Linked DNA regions of Homo sapiens: region 1 is linked to region 2. Evidence: read pairs that join two places in POLR2A ChIA-PET (ENCODE). Cell type or tissue: Panc1. All regions are shown on one strand. Each heading gives the region's core, and the rest is flanking DNA. Links, peaks and the distances in the headings are about the cores only.

Evidence for each region. ChIA-PET counts read pairs that join two places held together with the same protein. Peaks named below come from ENCODE experiments on the same cell type or tissue, not always from the same donor. Only the 100,000 strongest peaks of a DNase experiment are listed, where the experiment ranks them.
Region 1: POLR2A ChIA-PET joins it to region 2 with 10 read pairs; 6 of 35 experiments call an interaction of 5 or more read pairs at or near these places.

Annotation. Positions count from the first base shown.
Region 1 is chr5:140,193,635-140,199,015 of GRCh38, reverse strand. CYSTM1 (cysteine rich transmembrane module containing 1) reads right to left here. Exons shown (of 3, transcript NM_032412.4): 2 at 4,364-4,570. The coding sequence starts at 4,550. Among named protein-coding and RNA genes, the nearest start is that of CYSTM1, 21 kb to the right of the region's middle. In Panc1, for the core only: no CTCF peak of the experiment used is centred there; no DNase peak of the experiment used is centred there.
Region 2 is chr5:140,355,234-140,360,567 of GRCh38, reverse strand. SLC4A9 (solute carrier family 4 member 9) reads right to left here and starts at 374. Exons shown (of 22, transcript NM_031467.3): 1 at 102-374. The coding sequence starts at 331. In Panc1, for the core only: CTCF peaks have their summits at 1,284, 1,491 (motif pointing right) and 2,741 (motif pointing right); DNase peaks (open chromatin) are centred at 1,539 and 2,737; H3K4me3 peaks cover 668 bases.

The DNA of each region.
Region 1 (5,381 bases), core at 126-5,125, 160 kb after region 2:
AACACATGGACACAGGGAGGGGAACACCACACACTGGGGCCTGTCGGGGAGTTGGGGGGCTAGGGGAGGGATAGCATTAGGAGAAATACCCAATGTAGATGACGGGTGCAGCAAACCACCATGGCACATGCATACCTATGTAACAAACCTGCACATTCTGCACATGTATCCTAGAACTTAAAGTATAATAATAAAAGAAAATGTTCTGGAATTATGATAGTGGTGATGGTTGAAAAACTCTGTTGATATACTGAAAACCATTGGATTGTACAACTTTAAATGGGTAAATTGTATGGTACATGAATTGTATGTCGAATATACCAAAAAAAGAGGGGGAGGAGGAAGGTGATATCTGTTCCCCCTCCTGTTGAAAGTGACTGGCCTTGAGACTTGTTTTGAATACTGGAATAAGGGGTAAGTGATGCTGTGCCAGTTCTGGGCCTAGCCCAAAATCCTGGCAGCTTCCACTTTCACTCTATTGGAAGCTAGTTGTCATGTAAAGCAGCTTAAGCTAGACCACCTAATGATGACAGACTATGTGCTGAGAGAGGCCTCGTGGAGGCAAACCAAGACCCTACTCATGTCAGTGAGGTCATCTTGGATAGCCTACACCCAGACAGGCTGACAGCTGAATTAAGTAACAAGAGTGACCCCACGAAAGATCACACGAAGCAAGAAGAGCCTCCCAGCCAACTCAGAGAATCATGAGAAATAATAAATCATTGTTGTTTTAAGCCAGTGAGTTGGGGGTGATATGTTATACAACAGATAACTGAAACAACCTTTCTGAGTCTCAGATTCCACTCCTATAACATGGGACTGATACTATGGGGTTGTTGTGAAGATTACATAAAGCTAACACCAAGCATGGTGCTCAACAAATACTAGTTGTTATTCTTAAAAACCACCCAGGAGATCCTTGACATAATCTGCAGGTATGCTCTTCTGGGAGACCTTATTCCTACAAGCACTTGCTGCTTCCAATCACATGGCTTCCAAAAGGTTGGCTTCTTAAAAAAACAAAAGGTGGGTTTTTTTGCTACAATCTCTGACACATGAATTCTAAAACATAAACAGATGACCAAGGAAGGTTCTGCTTAGGTTAGCCATCTACCCGACCCTGCTCATCCATTCATCACACCTTTATTAAGCCCTAACTAATTACCAGACGCCAATTAAGGATAAAGGAGATCCTCCCTCCTTTGAAAAAGAAACCATTTCTACCTATGTATCCATTAACATAATATGCCACACACTTGAACTTGAGTGGAGAGAGTATCTACAGTAGTAGATAAATCTAAAATCATTCAGCTGGAAAGAAAAAGCTTAAATTTCCATATAGAGCTCAGATACACAGCATGAGAACACATAATTCTGACTGAGAATCCCACAAGCAATACCAAAGCAAGGAATAAAATGGGTCCCTAAAGGGTTCATCACTCAGTGAGGCTACATTCTTCCAAGAGTCCCATTCACAGAACATGGACCCCAGGTGACAAAATTTGACCATTTGGCACTACCTGCTATGTTTGGGTGCAGAAAGGATCTGGGCAGTTAATAATTCACAAGCTAATGACAGAGAAATAAATTCCTGGGTATATCCATAGGAAAGGATATTAAACAGCTTTCAACTGCATTTGTGAAATCAATCGTGATTGGTAACACTGAACTAAGGAGCCTTTTAACCCTAAAAAGAATTAAGAAATTATTTTTCATCAAAAAGGCTGACATCAATACTTAAATTACATGAAAGGTAAGAAAGATGACCAAATCTGTATTTTCTGCATGAACAGTGGACAAAGTCCACTGAACCTAGGAAGCACTTATTCTAAACAAACTCAATAAAGTTCTAAACTCATCAAATGCTAGTTAGAGAGTCAGTATAAACAATATTGGCCTAGAAATGGACAGGAAGACCATGAGGGCTATAGGTGAAAGACCTAACACCAGGCAGGCATTGGGTTGAGTCTACCGGATAACTCAAATGCTGGGCTATCTTTCTCTGCTGACATAAAACGTACAGCAAAGTACACAAGTCATAACTATCTATCTTGAAGAATGTTTATATCAAGATTAAGATACAGAATATTCCTAACACCCCAGAAAGTTCCTTTGTTCCTAACCCAATGAATAACCAGTCCCACCCTAGTTTCCCAACTCCACAGCCAGGAGTAACCATTATTTTGATCTCTGGCATCATACATAGTTTTTGTCTGTTTTTGAATTTCACATAAATGGAATCATACCATATGTAGTCTTTTCTGCTTTCTTTTATTCATCACAGGGTTACCTTATTTTGAAGCAGAAAACCCAGAAGCTGAGGTTTATTTTCAGAAAATGTTTCTCTGATGTCACAGGCCTGAATACCAACTACTCCGATTATACTGGTTATACTTCCTGCCCTCTTCCGAGCATGCATGATAAAAACTGTTACAACAGAACACAATCTTGGATTGCAAAAGCTTCCTTCCAGATAAATTAAATTCTTTAAAGGTATTCAAATATTCTATTCAATCTTAACAGAGTATAAGCTTTGCCACTATAAAAGTATAATCTTTTCCATGAATGCAAAATTCTTATTCTAGAGAATCATCAAGTCCTAGAATAAAATTAGCCATCAATTCTGTTATTACTTTTGATTAGTAAAGAACTAAATGACAGGAAAATCTCTAAGAGGAAGCATAAGTCACTAAATTCAGATGAATGTGAGTCAGCTCAGAAAAGGCAGGAGAGGAACAACAGTACAGCAATAAATTATAGGTACAGATTTTGAGGCCAAGCTATCAGGATTCTAATCTAGAAAGTGCCCCTTCTAGCTAGGTGACCTTGGGCAAGTCATTACTCTAACTTTGTACCTCTATTACATCACTATAAAATGGGAATAACTTCATAGGATTGTTGCAAGGATTAAATGTTAATGTATATAAAGCACTTAGGAGACCATGTGACACACAATAAGCACTTTTTTTTTTTTTGAGATGGAGTCTCACTGTCGCCAGGCTAGAGTGCATGGTGTGACCTTGGCTCACAGCAACCTCTGCCTCCCAGGTTCAAGCCATTCTCCTGCCTCAGCCTCCTGAGTAGCTGGGACTATAGACGCGTACCACCACGCCTGGCTAGTTTTTGTATTTTTAGTAGAGACGGGGTTTCACCATGTTGGCCAGGCTGGTCTTGAACTCCTGACCTCAGGTGATCTGCCCGCCTTGGCCTCCCAAAGTGCTGGGATTACAGGCATGAGCCACTGTGCCTGGCCATAATAAGCACTTTTTAAGAATTAGCTATCTTGGCCAGGCACAGTGGCTCACGCCTGTAATCCCAGCACTTTGGAAGGCCAAGGGGGGCGGATCACGAGGTCAGGAGATTGAGACCATCCTGGCTAACACAGTCTCTGCTAAAAATACAAAAAATTAGCCGGGCGTGGTGGCAGGCGCCTGTAGTCCTAGTTACTCAGGAGGCTGAGGCAGGAGAACGGCGTGAACCCAGGAGGCGGAGCTTGCAGTGAGCCGAGATCGCGCCACTGCACTTCAGCCTGGGCAACAGAGTGAGACTCCGTCTCAAAAAAAAAAAAAAAAAAAAGCTGAAAGGGCTAATTAAGAGAGCAGCTATTCTGCCAACCAAAGGGCTACAAAATAGTGACCAAGACATCTAGCACAGTGCTCCTCAAGATGTTTTACTTTTAATCTTTCAGACTGATACTTTCTGTAAAATGCAAGATTACATACTTGGATGTCACAGCAAAACCAAATTGCTCTAAAAGTTTCTAAATGTTTACTCTCACTTTCTGTACATATAATATAGTCCATAACTGTTCACTGTTCATTGACTGGCATTTGTCTACAGACTGAACTTTGAGTAACACTGTTCTATAGCACACAAGAAGGACTCAAGAGCCTCCTGAAAACTCAACTGGCAGGTTAAATAGAATTATGAAAACATTTAGTAAGAAAAAAAAGAAAAACCCCAGTAGCAGGGGCAAGAGGATGACTTGAGGGTCAACAAGCTGACAGATAAAATAAACTCAAGAGGCTAATTACTAAACCTAAAATACAAAGCTGGCTACAGAGCAAAGACTCAACTGCTAATTCCTTCCCCACCCCCAAGTGCTCTAGAGGGTAGCCCTCAGAAAACACGTTGGCCAGGAAGTCATCAGCCCCAGAGGGGACAAGAGGTGTGAATGTAGCAGGCAGAGCTGACTTGGGCCTCTTCTCAGGAGTGAGAATCCACCCTAAGCCATCATCAAGCTTTGGGGACATCAAGCACAAGTTGCAAAGGCTGGAAAGAATTTCTTCTCTGCCAAAGAAAACATGCAAACATTTCCTTTAGTGACACGGGACTGCACACCCACATATTCAGAGACACACACCTGTGGTTTTAGGAGGCTCCTGAGGTCCACCCTGCCAGCCGTACTGTGGGTATCCTTGGTAGGGGTACCCTTGAGGAGGTGGGTAGGGTCCCCCCATAGGTCCTGGACCCATTGGTTGTGGTGGATAAGGTGGGTATGGGGCCGTTGGACCAGGGCCTGGATATGGTGGAGGGTTCTCTTGGTTCATCGGGGACCTGTAAAGTGCACCTAAGAGACAAAAAGAATGAAAATTATTTGCATTTAACTGTGGAAATCATCAGGAATAAAATCCTAACCCATAAGATCATTTACAAAATACCTTCAAGGTGTATCAAGCCTTGTGCAAATCTCTAGCTCTGCCCATTTTGTTTCCTTCTCACCATCACTATAATTGGCAATTATCTTATATATTTATTTGCCTTTTGTCTATTTCCTCCACTAGACTGTAGGCTGTGACAGTAGATATCAAGTAAGTTTTGGATCACCACCATGTCCCTAGAGCACTGCAGAGTGCCTGGTACAAGGCAGTCCCCTAAATAAATGTGTTAAATGAATAGCAAGATATTTTGTTTTTTAATTCCTCTGAAGTGTCCATAAATGTGATTGGATAGCTTTAAGAAAGTGTTCTAACAGCACTATGAGTCTCATCAGTGGACGCTGATCCACTACTAGAAACCCTCCAATCAACAGGGCTGGGCCACAGTGGGGCCTTCTAACGAGCAGCACTGGCAGCAATGACCAACCAAAGTTTGTAACCATCACCATTGCTCTGGGGATTGGGGTGATCTGGTTGTTCTCCCCAGACCCGCTGCTCTGAGCAGTTGGACAGCGCTGTTTATAGAGAATGCCAAGCGTCTCCTCTGCCCATCCAGGCCCCTGAGACTCTGGAGGGCTCACCAGGAACATTTATTTGTGTTTACAGGACCCTGTCCTCCATGGTTTGCTTCTGTGAGGGAAGCCACGCTTCCCAGCCCCCAAGCCTGTTAATCATTCTCTTGATTGGGCTTGAAGTTTTCAGGGCCAGCGTCTTGTTTCTATT
Region 2 (5,334 bases), core at 1-5,000:
CCTAATTTTGGGCAGCCCCATAAGAAGCGCTGGGGGACATATAGGAGGCTCCAGCTGGGGAAGGGGAAGGATCCCACAGAACTGGCCTGCATCCAACTTACCTGCCTGTCTCTCTCCACTCCAGCGCCTGGGGCCAGCCCAGCAGCTCATTCAGCTGAATGAAGAGCAGAGGGTCTTTGGGTACTCCCAGTTCCTTGCTCTCTGTGTCTGAGGGGCCATCAGGGCTGGGGCCGGTGCCAGGGTCAGGGTTGCTGTCCAGCTCCCCTGAAGGAATATTTCTAGGAGCACTGGAGGCTTCAAACCCTTCCTGGCCTGGCAGCTTCATTTCCATGAGGCTTGCACAGAATCTCAGAACCAGTACAGTCCTAGGTTCTGAAGCCAGGGGCCCTCTGGCTGGTTGCATTTATAATGCATCCCCCACTGCAGCACAACACAAACAGAACAAGGCCTGCTGACTCCAGACTCTACCGGTCACCTACTCCCCTACTTGCTTACCCCACCCCCTGCTGGCATAAGAGTATTTGTAAGACTAGTCTGGCCTTTCCCAGGCTCTCCAGAAATGCCCAACCTGGGGCCAAAATGTGTATGTGCATTTCCTGTGGTATCAGGTCTGATCCCACTGTGTTTTGTGTAAAGAAACAGGAGTAAATGATTGGCTTGGGTCTGAGGACTTGGTACCCCCAGATTTTGCTGCCCCCCTCACTTGTATCAAATATAAATACCAAACACCCAGGACTGTTTTGGGTGTCACCAACACACCCCTGGGGCCACAGACACACCTATTTGGACAAACAGGGACCTAATAAATAATTGAGTCCATGGAAGCCAGACAGGGTAAGGGAGATAGCAGGCAGAGGACCTGCCCATTAAATGGGATAATGGTGGAAGACCTAGTGTCTGAGTCTTAAATTCTTTTCTTTTCTTTTTTTTTGAGACAGGGTCTCACTCTCTCACCCAGTCTGGAGTGTAGTGGCACAGTTATAGCTCACTGCACCTTTGACCTCCTAGCTCAAGTGATCCTCCCACCTCAGCCTCCAAGGTAGTTGGGACTACAGGTGCACGCCACCATGCCCAGCTAAGTCTTTTATTTTATTTTATTTTATTTTTGAGACGGAGTCTCGCTCTGTCGCCCAGGCTGGAGTGCAGTGGTGTGATCTCAGCTCACTGCAACCTTCACCTCTTGGGTTCAAGTGATTCTCCTGCCTCAGCCTCCCAAGTAGCTGAGATTACAGACATGTGCCACCAGGCCTGGCTGATTTTTATATTTTTAGTAGAGACAGGGTTTCACCATGTTGGCCAGGCTGGTCTCAAAAACTCCTGACCTCAGGTGATCCATCCGCCTCAGCCTCCCAAAGTGCTAGGATTACAAGCGTAAGCCACTGTGCCTGGCTGCCCAGCTAACGAGTCTTAAATTCTTTTGTCCAACAACACTTAGGAATTCCCTAATTTAGCTGTGTCCCTGGGATCTGCCCTGTGAGGATGGAGGAGCCCACTAGGGGGTGTAAGTGAAGGAGTTCCTGGAGCTAAATGAGCAAAGGAAAATGTGGTCCATTATTTGCAAATCCTGTTGACTCTATCTTCAAAATATACCCATAATCCAACCACATCTCCCCACCTCCAGCACTGCTACCCTGATTCAAACAACCATCATTTCTCACCTGAATTATTTCAGTAGCTTCCTGGTCTCTTGTAATAACCCCCCTGCTTCCACTCTTCCTCCCTTGCCCAAAGTCCATCCTCCACACCATACATGTCCTTTCAAAAGGCAGTTGAGCCACATTACTCTTCGGTTCAATACTCACCCAACACACTCCCATTACTCCTAGAAGAAGAAGAAAAAAAAATCAAGCTCCTTGTCGTGGCCTGCAAGATTCACACCCTGGCCCCAACCCACCTCTCTGACGGCATCTCACACCAGCCTCCCCTCGCTCACTCCTTTCTAACCACACTGGCCTTCACCTGTTCTGCAAAACCTGTTCCTGCCTGAGGATCTTTGCAGGATCTATTTTCTCTGTAAGGAAAGCCTTTCCCCCATATCCTTACATGACAATCTGTGACCTAGGTCTCATCTCAGACGTTAGCTACTCACGGAAATCTTCCTTTTCCATCCTATCCTAAGTTTCTTTCTTTTTTTTTTTTTTTTTTTTTTTTGAGACGGAGTCTCGCTCTGTTGCCCAGGCTGGAGTGCAGTGGCATGATCTCGGCTTACTGCAAGCTCCGCCTCCCGTGTTCACGCCATTCTCCTGCCTCAGCCTCCAGAGTAGCTGGGACTACAGGCGCCCGCCACCACGTCCGGCTAATTTCTTTCTTTTTTTTTTTTTTTTTTTTGTATTGGTAGAGACGGAGTTTCACCGTGTTAGCCAGTATGGTCTCGATCTCCTGAACTCGTGATCCACCCGCCTCGGCCTTCCAAAGTGCAGGGATTACAGGCGTGAGCACCGCGCCCGGCCCATCCTACCCTAAGTTTCTCTCTTGGGTCACTCTCCATCACATTTCTCTGTTTTATTTTCTTCCTAGCAGTTACCACTACTAGTAACTGCCTCATTTATGTATTTGTTTATCATTTATTGCCTGACTGTCCACGCACGCACACGCTGAAATGCACAGTCCGTGGAGCAGGTATCTGTCTTGGCCGCGGCGCCTAGAGCGGCGCCTGGCACGTAGTGGCTCTCAATAAATACTTGTTCAATGAGAGCATACAAAGGACCGGGCTGAGAAAAGAGCCGCGCTTCTCCTGGAGGCCACACGAGGGCACTGCTCCCCTCAGACCGGATTGCTAGGGCCGCTCCCTTAGGCCCAGTGGCTGCAGACCTGCCGGGGCGCAGAGATGGAGATGCCCAGATGGCAGGGAGAGATCCTAAACCCTCAGCCTTGCCCTGGCCCACCGCGGAATGGCCCGGAGAGATGGGGGGTTGGGGAAGAACAACAGGATGGGGAAGGGAGGGCCAATCAGGCTCATCTGAATGTAGGTCAGCCACACCCCACATATTGAATACCAAGAATCCATCCCCTGAGAAAGGGCACCCAGGCCGGCCCTACCCCCAGCCTCGCGTCTGGTCCAAGGAGGTCCCAGGGCAGGAATTAGAAGAGCATGTCACTATATTTCCAGTTGGGGAGGGGTGCTGAGTCTGAGTGAGGAGGTGGTTTCAGTGCCAGGAGGAATAGAAACTGGCCTGCGGACTGAATGGGCCTTGAACCCCTGTGACCACTCCCTTCAAGAATGTGCCCCAACCTTACGGACAAGTGACTCAAAGGAGCCTGAGGGGGATGGGAGCAAGGATTTGGCGTGAGTACCTCCCCCACATGCACATACATACATGTTCCCTTCCCACCCAACTCCTGCCAAAGTTCAGAGTGTCTATCCTTGCCCTTTCTGTGGCCCCAACTACCCTGGCTCACAGTGCTGCCTGGAATAGGGGGCCACCATGCCTCCACCCTCCCCAGGTCTCACTTCCACCTCTGGGCCTGAGTGCCCTGGGCTGGGTAGGCTGGTGAGGGTTGGCCTGTGGGCACCAGTGGTCTCCCAGACAAGGCCCAGGGAAGATGTGCTGTGTGGGTGAGCAGCCCTGTGTGTGGGCGCTGGAAAAAACCCTGACCTAGGAGTTCAAAGACTGGGTTCTCATCCTGGCTTAGTCACAGACTTATTGGATGTCTTTGAGTAAGACCCTTCCCTTCTCCAAGGCTCCATTTTCTTACATGTAAGTGGAGACAGTTGGGGTAGATTATTTCCAAGGTTCAAATCATACTTTCATGCAGTACACTGGACCTTAAGTGAGAGGAAGTGGCCTCAGGAATAGGATGCTTGGCTTGCTCACTTTCGGCAAGTGGAGAAGAGGTTTATCTTTGCTGAATCTAAATTTTCCTTCTTTCTTTCTTCCTTTCTTTTTTTGACACAGGGTCTTACTCTGCCATCCAGGCTGGAGTGCAGTAGCAATCATAGCTCACTGCAACCTCAAACTCCTGGGCTCAAGTGACCCTCCTGCCTCAGCCTCCTAAGTAGCTGGGACTACAGGCACGTGCCACCAAGTCTGGCTAACTTTTAAATATTTTGTAGAGAGGGGCTCATATGTTGCCCAGGCTGGTCTCGAACTCCTGGGTGCAAGCCAATGGCTTCCCATAGTGCTAGGATTACAGGCATGAGCCTCCACACCCAGCCCCTTACAAGGTTTTTAACACTTTAAAAAAACAAAACAAAAAAATCTTATTGGCTGGGCACGGTGGCTCACACCTGTAATCCCAGCACTTCGGGAGGCTGATGCGGATGGATCACTTGAGCTCAGGAGGTCGAGACCACCCTGAGCAACATGGCAAAACCCCATCTCTACAAAAAATACAGAAAACTAGCAGGGCATGGTGGCACACGCATGTGCTGCTAGCTACTCAGGAGGTTGTGGTGGGAGGATCGCTTGAGCCCGAGAGAGGTTGCGGCTGCAGTGAGCCCAGATCGTGCCACTGTACTCCAGTCTGGGCAACAGAGCGAGACCCTGTCTCAAAACAAAACAAAACAAAAACAAACTTATTGTTTCACTCATTAAAAAATAAATATATAAATAAACATAAATTAAAATATTTATTAATGTGAGTCTAATTATAGATTCACAAGAAATTGCAAATCTCCAGCTTTCATCCAGCTTCGTCTGGTGGTAACTTCTTTCATGACAGTAGTACAATATCAAAACCAGAAAAATGACATAGGTACTATATTGTTAAATAGACTGCAGGCCTTAATCAGATTTCACCAATTTCCATATGCACTCATGTGTGTATGTGTGTAGCTTTATGCAATTTTATCACATTTATAGGTTTACTTACAACGAGCTGGGCAAATTGTGCAATTTCCTTAAGCCCAATTTATAAAACTAGGGTGTAAATACTAACTTCCTCAGAGGAGTGTTGTGAGAATTAGAGATAACGTGTATAAAGTGTGTAGAGGCCGGGCACGGTGGTTCACGCCTGTAATCCCAGCACTTTGGGAGGCAGAAGCGGTGGATCACCTGAGGTCAGGAGTTTGAGACCAGCCTAGCCAACATGGTGAAACCCCGTCTCTACTAAAAATACAAAAACTAGCTGGGCCTAGTGGCACATGCCTGTAGTCTCAGCTAGGCAGGAGAATCACTTGAACCCGAGAGGTGGAGGTTGCAGTGAGCCGAGATCATGTCACTGCACTCCAGCCTAGGCAACAAGAGTGAGACTCAAAAACAAAACAAAACAAACAAACAAACAAAAAAAGTGCTTAGAGCAATGCCTAAAATATAGTAAGCACTCAATACATTTAAGTTTTCTTTTCTTTTTTTTTTTTTTTTTTTTTTGGAGACTGGGTCTTGCTTTGTTGCC